2 separate regions of the Homo sapiens genome follow, and region 1 is linked to region 2. The links are chromatin loops, found by intact Hi-C in ENCODE. Cell type or tissue: dorsolateral prefrontal cortex. All regions are shown on one strand.

The links. Peaks named below come from ENCODE experiments on the same cell type or tissue, not always from the same donor. Only the 100,000 strongest peaks of a DNase experiment are listed, where the experiment ranks them.
Region 1: it touches region 2 in a loop (3-fold over the local background); 63 of 110 quality-filtered maps call a loop at or near these places.

What each region holds. Positions count from the first base shown.
Region 1 is chr15:65,097,332-65,105,331 of GRCh38, forward strand. UBAP1L (ubiquitin associated protein 1 like) reads right to left here. Exons shown (of 6, transcript NM_001163692.2): 3 at 4,775-5,353; 4 at 2,174-2,383. Among named protein-coding and RNA genes, the nearest start is that of UBAP1L, 14 kb to the right of the region's middle. In dorsolateral prefrontal cortex, a CTCF peak has its summit at 4,406 (motif pointing left); a DNase peak (open chromatin) is centred at 4,400.
Region 2 is chr15:65,049,826-65,057,825 of GRCh38, forward strand. SLC51B (SLC51 subunit beta) reads left to right here. Exons shown (of 4, transcript NM_178859.4): 2 at 72-276; 3 at 1,690-1,780; 4 at 3,141-3,572. The coding sequence starts at 180. The coding sequence ends at 3,339. It overlaps RASL12 (RAS like family 12), which reads right to left. Exons shown (of 5, transcript NM_016563.4): 5 at 3,512-5,449. The coding sequence ends at 5,074. Among named protein-coding and RNA genes, the nearest start is that of SLC51B, 8.4 kb to the left of the region's middle. RefSeq lists enhancers at 4,607-5,107, 5,108-5,608. In dorsolateral prefrontal cortex, CTCF peaks have their summits at 4,638 (motif pointing right) and 4,846; a DNase peak (open chromatin) is centred at 4,656; H3K4me3 peaks cover 256 bases; H3K27ac peaks cover 2,508 bases.

The DNA.
Region 1 (8,000 bases), 48 kb after region 2:
GCCCTCCTGACCAGCTTTTTGGCCAGGACTCTGGCTTTTCAGTATCATCCGAAGGTAGGCGTGACTTTAGATCTGCTCTTAAATCTCAGATCAGCCTGTGGTGCTGTCCTGGGAGGTTCTCACACAGAAAATGAGATAAAAGACATCGTGCGACCAAGATGCAGAGTCAGACCAGCTGGCCTCAACCCCAGTGCTGCCATTGACTGGCTGTATGAACTTCCCTGGCCTCAGTTTCCTCATCTGCAAAGTGGTCATAATGTAATAGCAACCTTGCAGAATTGAGACCTAACTGAATACCCTCAGAGAGAGAGATTCATGCAAGAAAATGTTCAATAAATGTTAGCACCCCTCCCTGCCATTTTAGCCACATGGGGGTCACTATGTTGGAAATTCTCCTCCAGGACAGGGCATGAACTGATGAACCCAGAGTAGAGTAGAAGCAGGAGTGGGTGGGCAAGGGGACCAGGTGCATTTGCCCAGCCCCACCCCGGCTCCTGTTTGAAAGTCACTTCCCTTCTGCCATTCCCTCTGGCAGAAGCAGGCAGCTCTGGACCGCAGGGACCCAACATTCAGTACTCATCAGTGATGATGGAGGTGTCCAAGCCTTCTGATGGTGGTGGGGCAGGAACGGGAGAAAAATGAAAAGTGCCAACTACCCTGGGGCCAGCCATCAAACCATGAAGAGTCCCGATGTTTAGAAAACCACGCAACGAAGGATGTTACTTTCAGGTGGGGACATGGGGGTGTAGGCAATGGCATTCAATGTTACCTCCTGACCCTACTTACAATCCTTCCGTGCCTCCTTTTGCCTATTGGGTCATTTATCAAATTCTCAGGCCAGCCTTCAAGACCCCTAAATCTACCCCCAATTCTCTTTTTCTCATCTCCTACCAGCCTGCCTCATGCACCCTCTCCTCAACAAGACTGGTCAGATCAGGGCCTCCCAAACACTTCCTTCCCACCTCCACTCCTTTATTCACACTGTCCTTCCCTCCTGGAATATCACCCCTTCTCCTTCCTTCAGCATCAGATCTTATCCATCCTTGAAGTCCTGCTCAATGCTTGGTATCTCCATGAAGCCTTTCTTGATCACTGGAACCTTCTTGTGGTAGACTGAGAATGATCATAAAATTTTTTGCACCCTCTCCCACCAAGAGGTGGAATCTGTTTTTCCCCTGTGTAAGCCTGGAGGGGTCAACAACATGCTTTGACCAATAGAATGAGGTGGAAGTGACTATGTACAATTTCAGCCAAGGCCTCAAGAGGCCTCAAGAGGCCTTACTCTTGGAACCAAGTAGGGTGGCTTGCTGGAGATATGTGGCCCAGCTGACAAGTATCACCACCCACTGTACAGTGAATGAGGCCATCTTAGATCATTCAGCCCCAAGTAAGTCACCAAACTGTAGCCACATGAGACTGCAGGTGAGATGAGCAGAAGAACCCCCTAGCTGAGTCCACCTTAAAACTGCCAATCCAGAGAATCATAAGCAAATAAATGGTTGTCTCATGCCACTAAGTTTCGGGGTAGTTTGTTACACAGAAAGAGATGACAGAAACACCCCTATAACACTCATACCACTTCTTCTCCCAGGTATCTTGCCACTAGCACCTCTTTTTGGGCACTTTGGGGGCCCTCACTCCTCTGCAGGTGCTCTTACATTCTTGGCTTGTATCAGGGGTCAAGACCTGCTTCCAAATAGTAGCGTGGCTCAGAGTGCTGTCCTTGGAGTGTCATCATGAGTCTCCGCCATACTTCCAATAGAGTGAACTCTATTAGAAGAATAGAATGTGGGTGAGTAGAACCTGCGTGTGGTAGACTCTGTGATGTTCCATCCACACACCCTTTCACTGCAGGACTTACTGCCCCAGATGCTGGGAGAGCTGGGAGACACTCTTCAGTTGTCTGCCCCTTCAGGGATTACCTTAACTGCAGAGATCCACTTACCTCAGGTCACCCCCTTCCCACATGCAATGACTGATTGAGGCAGGGGTATAAAGGCCTGACCATCTCAGCCCCACTTAGGACAACCCTGAGGGGCCATAGATGCTCCAGAGCTGTGGGGTTGGCTGATGCTGTTGTTGGGCCTATGTCACAGCTCAAAAGGTGAAAATCATGTGGCCACTCACCTGGCTCCAGCATCACAGCTCATCAGCTCTGGGTCCCCCAACTCACCTGGCTCAGGCTCTGCCTCCCTGTCTTCTGCAGAGCTATGATGGCCCTTCGCAGGGGATATCCCAGGGCGACCACTGGCCCAATGAGGTCTTGCTCCTCCTGGCTCAGGGCGGACAGCAGGTCAGCCGCAGTATCAGGGTGTGACTTGTGGGGGTTGAGAGGTTGGGGTGCCCCCCCAAGAGGTGGCAGACAGGTGTACGGGCTGAGGGACTGAAATACAGACAGACTGGACATGTCAGTTACTACAGGAAGTGACACTCAGTTGGGCTGGACATTTTTAAAAATGCCTTTATGTACCACCTTCTGTACAGAGTGTAGGGGCTAATATTATGGAGGGCTTAGAGTCCTGCAGACCCCAGCTCTCTAATGCTTACTCAGTATACTCATATGAAAAATGAGGGCAATCCCTAAGCTACTTCACGGGACTATCAGGAGACTTAAATAAGACAATGTGAGGGACTGGGCGCGGTGGCTCATGGCTGTAATCCCAACACTTTGGGAGGCCAAGGCAGGTGGATCACCTGAGGTAAGGAGTTCGAGACCAGCCCAACCAACGTGGTGAAACCCTGCCTCTATTAAAAAATACAAAATTAGCCGGACGTGGTGGCACATGCCTGTAATCCCAGCTATTTGGGAGGCTGAGGCAGGAGAATCGCTTGAACCCGGGAGGCAGAGGTTGCAGTGAGCAGAGATCGCACCATTGCACTCCAGCCTGGGCAATAACAGCCAAACTCTGTCTCAAAAAAAAAAACAAAACAAAAAACAATGTCAGGAAAGTGACTAGTGAAAGAAATATGAGGTCCATTCTACTATCCCATTTTACAGACATTGAAATCAAGGTTCAGAAACGTTAATGACCTGATTAAGCAACACACGCTTGGTACCTCAACCCTACTTAGGTTTTATGCCCCACACCTTGGTGACAGATGAGCAGGGGTAGGTCTTCCCAACCAGGCCCTCCTTCTTGAATTTGGTTGGGCTGGGGTTTGGCAGGGCATGGAGCAGGGGAGGAACTGGGCACACCAGTTGAAACACACCCTGGATTAAGGAGGGTGACTTGAAGGCATTTCCATTGGTTTGGCCGGCATCGCCCCGAACCTTCTCCCATGAGGAAGTACCTCTCTGCCAGCCCTGAACGTTTCATCCTGTCCCCTCCTCCCAAGGAAAACACAGCTGCCGCCTGGCTCTTGGGGTGGAGTGTATATGTAACACACATGAATCCCCACCCATACGCATCTTCTCAGGGCTCTCCCTGCCACGACCTCACCCTAGGGTCTACCCTTTATTACCTCCAGGGTGGAGAACATCAAAGTTTAGGAGCTGAGTCTACTCTTGTGTCCTTGAAAAAGATTCTTTGCCACTCTGTGCCTCATTTCCATCATCTACAGAATACTGTCCCACCCCCACAGGGTTGTTATGAGAGTTAAATTCATCTTGGCCAGGGAAGAGCCATCCTGGCATCAACATCTGGTCTTGGATGTGGGCATGGCACATCACGCTTACAGAGCCTCTTCTCTACTATGTATGCTCTAAACAACCGTGTGAAGGGTTGTTGGCTCACAGTGCAGGTAGAGAAGGGGTGGTTCAGTGACTTGCCTAAGGTCACAAGCCGGTGCATGTAAGAAACCAGACCTCAGGTCTCTGTCTTGCAGATTGAATTCTACCTTGGCCTTATTCTGCAGCATCTCCTGGCCTGACTGTGGGGCTGCTGGGGGGCAGAAAGCTGTGCCCCGCTGCCACCTTCTGCTGCCAATCCTGACCCACCCCATGTTTTGTGGAGTCTGATACTTACATAATTTGGAAGGCACCTCACAGAAAAAGAACACACAATTATGAATACAAAATTGGGCACAAGGCCTTGGAAGAGACAAAGGGAGGAGCCTGAGGCTTAAGCTTCTGTGGTTTCACTGTAGGGTCACTTCTCCCTGCTCTTCAGGGTTCACTTCCTCCGTCCTGAAGCCTTCTCAGCCTATTGCAGCCCTGACGCTCCCTCAACACCTGATCCCGCTGTACAGTTCAGGGCCTGGTCCCACAACCCTCTTGGCCAACTCTTCATGTCCTGTGGTTTTGACACTCCCAAACCCAGTGTCTGGCAGGAAGTAACTGTGCATTGAATATTCCTTGATTGAGCCTCCAGCTCCCCTAGCTTATAGCAAACCTCAGCCAGTGGGAAGCCCTAGATTTGCGTTGCGTTCATCAATTCAACAGACATCCACTGAGCGCCCCCTATGGGTCAAGTCGGCAGCTGGGTGCTCTGGAAACAAAAATCAGTGCGATCCAGTCCCTGCCCTAAAAGAGCTCAACCTCGTTTAGAAGAGACAGGTCCTGGATAATTAAAACCACTGTGACCTGCTCCCTAAAAAAAAGCAAGGCAGGCACAGTGGGAAACGCGGGGAATGGGGGCTTCTGAGCAGGGACTACTCTACTCTAGTCAAAGGGCCGCAGGAGGACAACACGGTACAGGCCCAGGTGGGAGCAGGTCAAGGGAGGATGCAGGAGCGCGTGGAGTAGGGGACCGAGGCTGCGGGCTGGGCTGGACACCCAGATTATGGGGCCTGGGCTGCTGATTGGCGGCCTTGGAGGGGCGGGCAGAATCCTTACCGCGACCGTAGGCTTGTGGCTCCGCAGCGGGGGGATGGCGCCTGCCGTGGAGGGCCGCGGGGGCGACGCGGGGGCGGCGGGGTGCTGGGGCGCGGGCCCCGGGGGTGATGCAGACCTGGGGGACTGCGCAGGGCTCGGGCACAGGCTCAGCGCGCGGTGGCCGCGGAGGCCATGCAGGAGGGCGCGGGGCCGGGAGACCAGCTTCCCCTCGGAGAGCCGCCGCCGCGCCCCTGCCAGCTCCAACCGCACGCCGCGTAGCACGTCCAGCGAGCACAGGCGACGGCCGGGGCCGGGGCTCGCCGGGGAGCCCGGTTGGAGGCTGCTGGGGGCCGGCTCTTCCTCGCTGCCAGAGGAGGCTTCTGCCTCGTCCTCACCCTCCTCCTCCGGCCTCTCCTGGTGTCCGGCCTCCGGGTCTCTGATTGTGGTGGGCGCAGGCGCCAGCCCATGTTCGGGGCTGACTAGCAAGAGCCAGGCTGGAGGGGCTGACGCTGTCCCCGGGTCACCGCACTGGTACGGGCTGGGTCCCTGGCCGGCGGCCTCCACCCAGAAGAGTGCCGTCCTCTCCAGGCTGAAGTCGTGCTGCGGAAAGAAGGCGACGTAAAGCCCAGGGCAAACCAGGACCCCGGGGGCACAACACTAACCCCTGGCCTGGGGGACCCTGTTCAGCCAGAGACTCTCTAAGCCTGGACAGCGTCAGATTCTGAGCCCCGGGCTTCCATCACAGCCCACTCTACCCTGGGTTTTAGCTAACACTGTGGTCGATGGATACCAATAACAGTTTAATGGCAAACTGGCATAAATGACAAAGTGATGAATTCGTCAGTCGAATGAAATGTAATGAAACCCAACATCTAAATCCCTTTGCCATTCAGTATGTAGTTGAGCAAAAACTACTTAAAAATTTTCTCCAATAAAGCTTATTCTTAGCAAAGAAGCTTTCACCTGAGCCCAGCAGTTTGCCAATGAGTAGTCTGCCTTGGAGGCCCGCCCAGGCAGACAAACCTCCCTATGGAGTGATTCCTGTCCCCAGCCCCTTTGCTGCCACCAAGGTTACTTTGGGGTCCTGGAAATGTCATAACCACTAATCTTTGTGGAACTCTACTTAGTATGGTCTAGTGTCATTCCTATTTCCATATTATGAAAATGGAGCTCAGAACATTGAGTTTGCTAGAAGTTAGATTGGCAGTGAGTGGCTGAGCTGGTTTTCCTGTCGGTGGACCTGATTGTAGTGCTTTCTCCACTTCGTATCAGACCACCTAAAAAAGCAATCTGGAGTCCACATAAATAATCTAACTCTAGAGTTTATAAAATGAGGCAAAAATGACATATTCCTGTTCCCTACCTTTAAAATTAAGAACAGCAAACATAAGACTCCATCAAAAATATGTAAAAGTTTTAAAGGCAATTTGTTCTACCATGGCCAGTTAAGGAAGAAAGAGGCTAGGGGTTGGGGAGTGAGGCAGAAAGACAGGCACAGACACTCAGACACTTAGATCACAGGCACAGCTCCCTCTCACCCATGACCCTACCTTGGGGAGAGGAGCATAAGTTAGCTGCTCCAGTGTGACTCCCTGAGTTCCTCTCTGTATCTTCAGGGCCCAGGGCAGGCCTGGCCCAGAGTGGACATTTGTAAGTATGTGCAGAATAAATGGTTAGAGAAAGAGATTGGAGCAAAATAGATGGGTTGTGAAGGACAGAGAAGGCAAAAAGACTTCAGAACTAATGAGGCATACTTGGAGAGAAAGAAGCTAAGAAATAGCCAGCAGCACTCAGAGGGATTAAAAAAATACCAAGACCCAATAAAATGCCAACACTTGATTTTGGAACTATGCAAGATGATTCTAAACTTCATATAAAAACAAATAAGGGCTGGGCTCGGTGGCTCATGCCTGCGATCCCAGCACTTTGGGAGGCTGAGGCAGGTGGATCACCTGAGGTCAGTTCAAGACCAGCCTGGCCAACATGGCGAAACCCCACCTCTACTAAAACTATAAAAATTAACTGGGCATGGTGGCACATGACTGTAATCCCAGCTACTTGGGAGGCTGAGGCAGGAGAATCGCTTGAACCTGGGAGGTGGAGGTTGCAATGTGCCAAGATTGCACCACTGCACACTCCAGCCTGGGCGACAAAGCGAGACTCTGTCGAAAGGAAGGGAAGGGGAAGGGAAAAAAGAAAAGAAAAGAGAGAGAGAGCGAGACAGAGAGAGAGAGAGAAAGAGAAGAGAAGAGAAGAAAAGAAAAGAAAAGAAAAAGAAAAAGAAAAGCCAGAAACTCTGGAGACAAAAACATAAATAAGGAGAACTGGCCCTACCATCTATTAAAATATAGAAGTTCAATAATTAAAACTATGGTACTGGCACAGACAGATTAAAGGTACATAATAGAAAATCCAGAAATAGGCCTTAATATATTATAGGGATTTAGTAACTAATACGGGTGGCATCTCAAGCAATAGGAGAACGATAAAGTTCTGGTCAATAAATAGTGTTAGGCTGGGCACAGTGGCTCATCTGTAATGCCAGCACTGGGAGGCCGAGGCCGGAGGATTGCTTGAGCCCAGGAATTCAAGTCCACCTGGGCAACATAGTGAGACTGTCTCTACAAAAAATTTTGAAAATGGCCAGGTGCGGTGGCTCACGCCTGTAATCCCAGCATTTTGGGAGGCTGAGGCGGGTGGATCACGAGGTCATGAGATCAAGACCATCCTGGCCAACATAGTGAAACCCCATCTCTACTAAAAATACAAAAAATTAGCTGGCTTTGGTGGTGCATGCCTGTAATCCCAGCTACTCGGGAGACCATGGCACGAGAATCACTTGAACCGAGGAGTCGGAGGTTGCAGTGAGCCGAGATTGCGCCACTGCACTCCAGCCTGGTGACAGAGCGAGACTCTGTCTCAAATGAAAAAAAAAAAAAAAAAAGAAAATTAGTCATGGTGGCACTTTTCTGCAGTCTGAGCTACTTGGGATGCTGAGGTGGGAGGGCTCCTTGAGCCCAGGAGGTTGAGGCTGCAGTGAGCCATGTTCATGCCGCTGCACTCCAGCCTGGGCGACAGAGTGAGGCCCTGTCTCAAAAAACAAAAGCAGGTCGAGCACAGTGGCTCATGCTTGTAATTGCAGCACTTAGGGTGGCCAAGGTGGGAGGATCACTAGAGCCCAGGAGTTCAAGACCAGCCCGGGCAACATGGTGTGAAATCTCATCTCTACAAAGAAATATAAAAAATT
Region 2 (8,000 bases):
TCTGGATTTGGGCACAGAGGGAGATCAAACTCGGGTGGGATATCCAGTCATGCTGTCTGCTTTGTTTCCAGGGGTCTTCACGGCTTCTCTGCCCAGGGGCCAGAACCGAGGAGGCCAGGAGGGCTGCTGGGGCTAAGGGGTCTAAGGACCTCGTTGCACACGCTACCAGGAGCAGGGGCATGGAGCACAGTGAGGGGGCTCCCGGAGACCCAGCCGGTACTGTGGTACCCCAGGAGCTGCTGGAAGAGATGCTTTGGTTTTTTCGTGTGGAAGATGGTAAGTGGTGAGAGATTGACGGCAGGGGTGGGGGTGTGCCCCTCAACACAGAGCAGAGTTTGGCTGAAGGTCCTGACACTGTCGTCCCCTCCAGGTCAGGCGGTACATTTCCTCCAAGACAGGGAATCAGTCGGGGTGTCTCAGTACCCAGAGGGGTCTGGCTGGACCGCCCCTTCCTTTTCTCAGGGTGTGGTCGCTTATTTATGCAGCCCTCCAATCATCACATTTATTAAGCTCCTACTCTGTACCAGACACTGTTCTCAGCACTGGGGCGACAATAGTGAATAAAACACAAAAATCTCTGCCTTCATGGAATGTACATTCTAGTGGGGATTAAAAATAAACAACTAAAACGCATAGTGCGTTGGTGATGAGTAATAAAAAGAAAAATTAAACAGAGAAAGAGAATAGGAAGTATGCAGCAAGGGCAGTAATGTGGTCAAGGAAGGCCTCACTAAAAAGGTGACATTTTTATCATCAGGAAGGTGACTTGCAGGAAACTAAGGAAATAATTAGGTATGCAAATTATTTGGGGGAGGAACATTCCTGGAGGGAGGACAGCAAATGCAAGAGCTCTGAGGCTGGACCCTGCTTCATTTGGGTACAGCATGGACAAATCTTGAGTAGCCACATTCAGTTTAGTCACTTCATGTATTATCTGTGGGCAGTTGCCATTCCTTCCACCCTTCTCCCTGCCTTCTTTCTTTCCTTTTTTTTTCTTTCTTCTTCTTCTTCTTTTTTTTTTTTTTTTTGCCTTTTTTTTGAGGCAGGGTCACTCTGTTGCCCAGGCTGGAGTGCAGTGGTGCAATCTTGGCTCACTGCAAGCTCTGCCTCCTGGATTCAAGTGATTCTCATGCCTCAGTCTCCTGAGTAGCTGGGATTACAGTGTATGCCACCACACCCAGCTAATTTTTGTATTTTTAGTAGAGACAGCATTTCACCATGTTGGCCAGGCTGGTCTTGAACTCCCGACCTCAGGTGATCCACCTGACTCGGCTTCCCAAAGTGCTGGGATTATAGGCGTGAGCCACTGAGCCCAGCCTTCTTTCTTTTCCTTGTGCTCCGCAGGTCCAGCCCAGGCTGGCAAAACTGAAGATTGTGAAGTTTATCTTGGCCCACCTGTCTCCTGCCCTCCGTAGGCCTCTGCCCTTCACCCCTGTTGCCCCACTATTATTTAACTGCAGTACTGTCTCCTCCATTAGATTAGGGCTTCTCCAGAGTAGAGACTGTCTTCCACCCTCCCACCTGTTAGACTGGGAGTGCCCCAGGGCAAGGGGCCCATCTTTGATTAGGGTCTCCACGCAAAGGACAGTTGATGCTGTAAGCTGGGTCTGAGCCCAGGCCCCAGCTGTTAGCGGGCTTGAGAGGTGCCTGGCCATTCCTCAGGGCTCTGTCCTGTGTGTCCTTCCCCAGCATCTCCCTGGAATCATTCCATCCTTGCCCTGGCAGCTGTGGTGGTCATTATAAGCATGGTCCTCCTGGGAAGAAGCATCCAGGCAAGCAGGTGAGGAGCTGGTCCTGGGGGGATGGGGTGGTCTCTGTGGGGTAGAGGCCCTGCCTTCCCAGAGGGAAATCTAGAGAGGGGTCACTTAGGGGTCATTGCTGTCCACCCTTTGGGACAGCAAAATTCAGCCTTCAGTGTCCTTCGAGAACCCCAAGCTGTTAAAAACAAACAAACAAACAAACAAAAAACAGCAACAGTCCCTGATTACCACCCCCTGGCCCTGGACAGGAAGCAGGCATGACCTGGAGGAGTGTAGCCATTCAGAAGGCGAGCTTGCCCCTCTCACCCTATCAGCACACATGCACCTCAGCAAAGTCAACTCAGAGATGAGTGGCTGTCCATGGGTACAGCAGACCTGTTCCCCCTACGACCCAGTCAGAATCTCTAGGCAGACAGCTTACCACCGCTGGGTCCCTCCACTATGGCCAGGAAGTCTAGGGGTACCTTGAATAAAACCAATCTGGAGAGAGGACAGACACATGGGAGTTATTAAGGAAGTGGGCAGTGGGAGCCAATGAAGGTGGTTGGGGGAGGGGAGTGATGTGTACACGATGGGGTTTTAGAAACATGACTGGTGTTGTGCCTAGGCTGGTTTGGAGAAGGAAACACCTAGAGGCAGAGAGATTAGTTAGAAATTTCCTGCAGTAGTGTGAGGGATGAGGTGTGTGGTGACAAGGACCTACGCTAAGTAGGATGACAGTCCAAGGTCAGAGACAGTGTGGTTAGGTGAAAAGAACACAGGATTCAAGAGTCAGGAGGCTTAAGTGCACACACTAGCTATGTGCATCCTTGGCTTTTTTTTTTTTTTTTTTTTTTTGAGACAGTCTCTCTATTGCCCAGGATGGAGTGCAGTGGCACAATCTCGGCTCACTGCAACCTCTGCCTCCCAGGTTCAAGTGATTCTCCTGCTTCAGCCTCCCAAATAGCTGCAATTACAGGCACAACCACACCCAGCTAATTTTTGTATTTTTAGTAGAGATGGGGTTTTGCCATGTTGGCCAGACTGGTCTCAAACACCTGGCCTCAAGTGATCCACCCGCCTCAGCCTCCCAAAGTGCTGGGATTACAGGTGTGAGCCACTGCACCTGGTCTCCTTGAAGCACATTTCCTCACTTGGAAGGTGCGGGGGTGGCAATGATACTTGAGCTCACAGGTGACAGTAAGGATTCCTTGAGATGACACACACTCAAGGGTAAGCCATTTCTCTGTTGAAGGAATATCCAACCATTGCCGCTTCTCCTCTAGTAGCTCCCAAACTGCATAGAGAATTTTCCCCTTAGACTCTTTAAGCCATTTGGGCGACCCAGTCCTGCCCCAACCACTCAGCCCCCCTCATTAACACTGTTCCCTGTCCCCCCAGAAAAGAAAAGATGCAGCCACCAGAAAAAGAAACTCCAGAAGTCCTGCATTTGGATGAGGCCAAGGATCACAACAGCCTAAACAACCTAAGAGAAACTTTGCTCTCAGAAAAGCCAAACTTGGCCCAGGTGGAACTTGAGTTAAAAGAGAGAGATGTGCTGTCAGTTTTCCTTCCGGATGTACCAGAAACTGAGAGCTAGTGAGGGTTCAGAGAAGCCCCATCCTAAGCCAGACACATGATGTGGGCTCAGCTCAGTGGCCTGAAACCTCTCAGGTTTTAGAGTCTCTCCCAAGAAGCCGCTTTTTTCTTTTTCTTTCTTTCTTTTTTTTTTTCTTAGCAGATACAATGAATGAACTGCAAGCAAACTAAAATTCTGTTATTAAAAAAAATCTTTTATTAAAATGCTCCTGGAAGGGAGCAGGTGGTATTGCATAGTTTGTTCAGATGGCAGTGGTACACACACACATACACACACAAGTGGCCTGGAGCAAAAGTGCAAAATCCGTAGCTGGCCTGTGGGTCGGGAAGCCTGTAGGACTGCAAGCATGTGGTCTTGAGTAGTTCACAGCCCCCCTCTGACCTCAGCTCCTCCATTTACAGAATGAGTCCGAAGACTGGGTCAGAGATGCTGTTTGCAATCCAACAGTAGTCCTGAGACGGCTGAGAGGGGAAGGAGCAGGCTTCCAGGCCCAGAATCCCCTTCCCAATCCTTCCACCCACCAGGACCCTCTCTTTTCCCTGCTTGTCTGCTAAGAGTCTGTGCAAGACTTCCCTGGGACCTGGCGTGTGGTAAACAAAATCAGACAACTACCACACTGCCTGCCTTGGACAGCCTTTTCTTGCTAACAGTGGGATCTCAAAGGTGTGTCCTGATCCCATGTCTGAGCCATGGTGTCTTGGTATAAGCTGCGGTGACACCACCAAATAACATAAGCAAAATTTTGCTTTATTAACCCAAAATGCTTTAGGTTCTAAAGTGGGCTTTGAACACTCAGACTCATTGCTGAGGGTCCTGGGTCCTGCCAAACCAGATGACAAACGGGTATACTGTGTTTCTACCTGCAGGGGGGCAGGCCCTGTAGCCCCTGGATGGGTCTGATGCTGCTGTGGGCTCCCTGGAGCCCTGGGTAACTCACTGGAGTGACAACTTTCTTCTGCAGCCTGGATCATTAAGCTTGAGGGAGCTGATGCTGAGGTTCTTTGGACAGAGTCCTTAACAGTGGGAAAACACATGGAGAATCTGTCTGCTGGTGAAAGAACTCTGGGGCTCCTTATGCTGGACAACCTACAGTCCCTCCCTTTTATCCTCATTGAGACGCCAAGTGTTGGAAATACCCCTTCCTGGGGCTTCTGTCCATTGGATTATTTTAACTAGATTTTCCTTGGATAAACTGTGGGGTTTGTAGCCTGGGCCTTCTGTGAAGTCAGCAGATGACAGGAGGGCCAGGCTCTGGCCTCTGAAACTGCAGCCGCCCTGCCTTTCCCGTCCACCAGGTGGCACAAGGACCCCAGGCTGTCATTCCGCAGGCTGTTCTCGGGCCTGACATTGACAGAGCCATCCACCCAGACCATCCACTAAGGCCACAGCTGGCCCAACTGTAGCTGGAGCAGGAAGGGCTGATGGCAGCAGGATAGACACTGCAATTTCTTCCTACTTAAGGCTGACCCCAGGTCTCTGGGTTGTCACAGTGGCTGTTTCCCTCTACGGCCACAGACGCGGTGGTTACCATGAAGACCAAGGCCTGGAGGGAACAGAAGCAGCATCCCTGCCTGCCACTCCAGCTCACACAGTGAATTGAGTGTAGGGACACTGCTTGGTGCTGGAGGCGGGGTCTGCTGTCCATCAGACGGAAAGGCTGGTGGTGAGAAGCCAGTCCCTGTCCTGCTGCAGTCCTGTCCAGCCACCGAGCCTAGGCTTCCTGGGGAGGGGGCCTCAGAAGATCTTGAAGCCCTTCAGGAGAGTCAGGGTAGGCGCCTTGCGCTTGCTCTGGGCCCGGGATGACTTCACGGTGACCAGCTTGGCCTGGGCCACAGTGGGCATCTCCTTCAGGTTGATGGTGGAGAGCGTGTTGAAGGTGCAGCTGGCCAGCCCATGCCGCGCGGTGAGCGGGGCCTGGTGGGGCAGGGCCCTCTCCTCGGAGATGAAGAGGGGCCGGGTCAGGGGGCTCTTCTCCAGCTCCCGCCGTGCCTCTCGCACTGCCTCGTGGAAGACATGCTGCACGTGCTCAAAGTCCAGACAGGCAGAGACCTCGAAAAACAGGCACCCAAACCTGCCTGCCAAAGCCACACCCTCTGCCTTGGTGACTTGCCTGGTGAGGAAGCAGTGTGAGGCAGGGAGTTAGGAGCAGGCTGTGCCAAGTCAGGCAGACCAGCTCCTACACCCAGCGCCCCATGGACTAGCTGGGTGGCCTGGGGTCATCTTCACCTCTCTGAGTCTCAGCGTTCTTATCAGTACAGTGGGTTACTGCCCTCTGCCTCTCAGGGTTGTTAGGATTACGAAAGACAATTTGTTTCAAGTGCTTAGCACAGTACCTGGCACAGAGTCAGTGCTCAATAAATGGTAGCTGATGTCACCCAGGCCAGAATTTTGGGATGAGGGTAAGGGTAAGAAGCTACTCCAAATCCCCTATGCTAGACCCTGCCTGTGGCTGGAGGAAGCAGGCCATTCCCAGCCCCATCTCTTCTCTACCCCATCGTGGGTCCCTGGGGCAGGAAACAGGCCACCCACAGCTCTGGCTTGTGGGATCAGCTCTAGAGAGAAGCAGTCGTTTGGACTGAAGGGTTAGACCACAGAGGTGACTCCAGAAGCCTGTGGTTGGCAGAGTTCTCAGGGCTCCTGGGGTTTGTGTTTGTGAAAATTCATTATTCAAGCCCTCACAATGACAAAGTTGCAGATTCAAGCTCATCATAAAAGCAAATAATAAAACCAGGGCAGAGGCAGGAGAGGGCAGGGGGGACAACATTTCATGGTGAGGAGGGCAAAAGGAGAGAGGGGGCAACACCTATTCTGCCTTGGTCCTACACCACCTCCCGTGAAGGGAGGATAGAATATCCGGAACTTGGGAAGGTCCTGGAGGCTTCTGACCTGAAAGCCATGGGAATCGAGGCGGGAAGAAAAAGAAGACTGGCCTTGCATAGGTCGGATGTCTACAAGAGGGAAGAGATGGGGGGGTCCCTGAGATCTTGGGGCCAAGACTCCACTGGCTGGATCTTCCTGACCTACTGCTGAGCTGTCCCGCTGCCCATTCCCGAGGATAATGGCACAGCCACTAGATGAGAGGAGGCACTCGAGTGGGCCATGGTGGGAAAAGTTTCTGAGCCCAAGGCTGACCTGGCAGGAGCAGGGGCTGAGAGTGGGCTAGCTTCCCAGAGTGCCACTCCATGGTGAGGCACGCGGTCTCAGAGAGAGTGAGTAACTGGGACAAAAAAGAGTCAGAGGCATCGGATCTATTCCCCACCCAGGGCTGGGTGCCGTGGTGCCAGTAAGCTCACCGCTTCCTGAGGAACCCTTTTGGAAAGAACACTTGCTATTATTTGCTTTTATGATGAGCTTGAATCTGCAACTTTGTCATTGTGGGGGCTTGAATAATGAATTTTCACAAACACAAACCCCATGTGTGCGTGCATGTGTGTGAGTGGGTGACAGAGGCACAGAACATTGTCCTTTTTCTTATTTTGTTGCATCCTAGGGAAAATTTTATCAGTGGCTTGGGAAGCATCAACCTAACCGACATTTTACCCTTTTAACAGTGAGACAGTCGTGGGAGACAATGGCCAATGCTCAGCTAAAAGTTAGACTTCCTGTGCTTCCCAGAATCCTAATCTACTAAACTTGGGACTTGATCGAAGAATGAAATAGGAATACATTGTCCTGAGTTGTTTTTAGGGAACGGGTGGGATCAGCTTCATTTGAGCATGTATGCTTTGTTATTTGCTCCCAAACCATTTTAGACAATCCCTTTGGCAAAGATTGGGGTCAAAAGAGTGATCTGTGCTTTTTTCCCTGTACTGAAAACTGGCCTACTCACAATCCAGTCTTCTGACCCCTAAGAGGGTCTGCAATTCCTCAAAGACTACCTTCAGCAGCTTTCAGGTCACATGACTTCCCTCATTCTCTGAGACACAATTTGCCTAGGTCTGAGGGCTTGGCCACCTTTGAAGGCCTCTCACCATAGTCCCCTTTCACGGTCCCACACCTCTCTTTTTCCCACGGCCCATCTGACCCGTTCTAAACAAAGGGTCCCTTCCTTGCTAACACCAGTCAATGTGCCCTTGGGGCCTAGGGCAGCAGGACTGACCAACCGTGAACAGGGAGGGATGAGTGGCTGGTGGAAGGGGCTATCCCTTGCAGGTAGACTGGCCACAGAGGACAAAGGTCAGTGCTGGAGAAATCCAGTGGCATTACTCATCAAGTTCAGGCATCACAGTGTCAAATGCTTCAGGGCCAGGCGGGCAACTTGAATGTGTGGAAAGGGTGGAGGTAAACCACGGGGAGTGGTGAGGCCTGGGGTCGGCTGGAGAGAGCGTGCCCCACCTCAAAGCATTCCAATTCTAGGTCTTTTAAGACACTATGCCAGCCAAGCAAAATATGGCTGCAGTATTCTTCAGTAATGCATCCTCTGGCCCAGTCTCTGACCTCCGATTCGAGTCCAACCCTTTCTAAGAGAACCTGCCCTCAGCCCAGCCAACTGTGGGAGTGAGAGTGGGAGGCTGCGTCTGGGTGAGGTGAGAGCCGATTGGACCAGAGCAGACACCTGACCAAGGAGCCCATCAGAGCCTCTCTCCTTAGAATTGGAATTGGGCACTAGACCAGTCAGCTGCTGGGAGTGAGATCGGAAGGTCAGATAGATTCATGCAAGA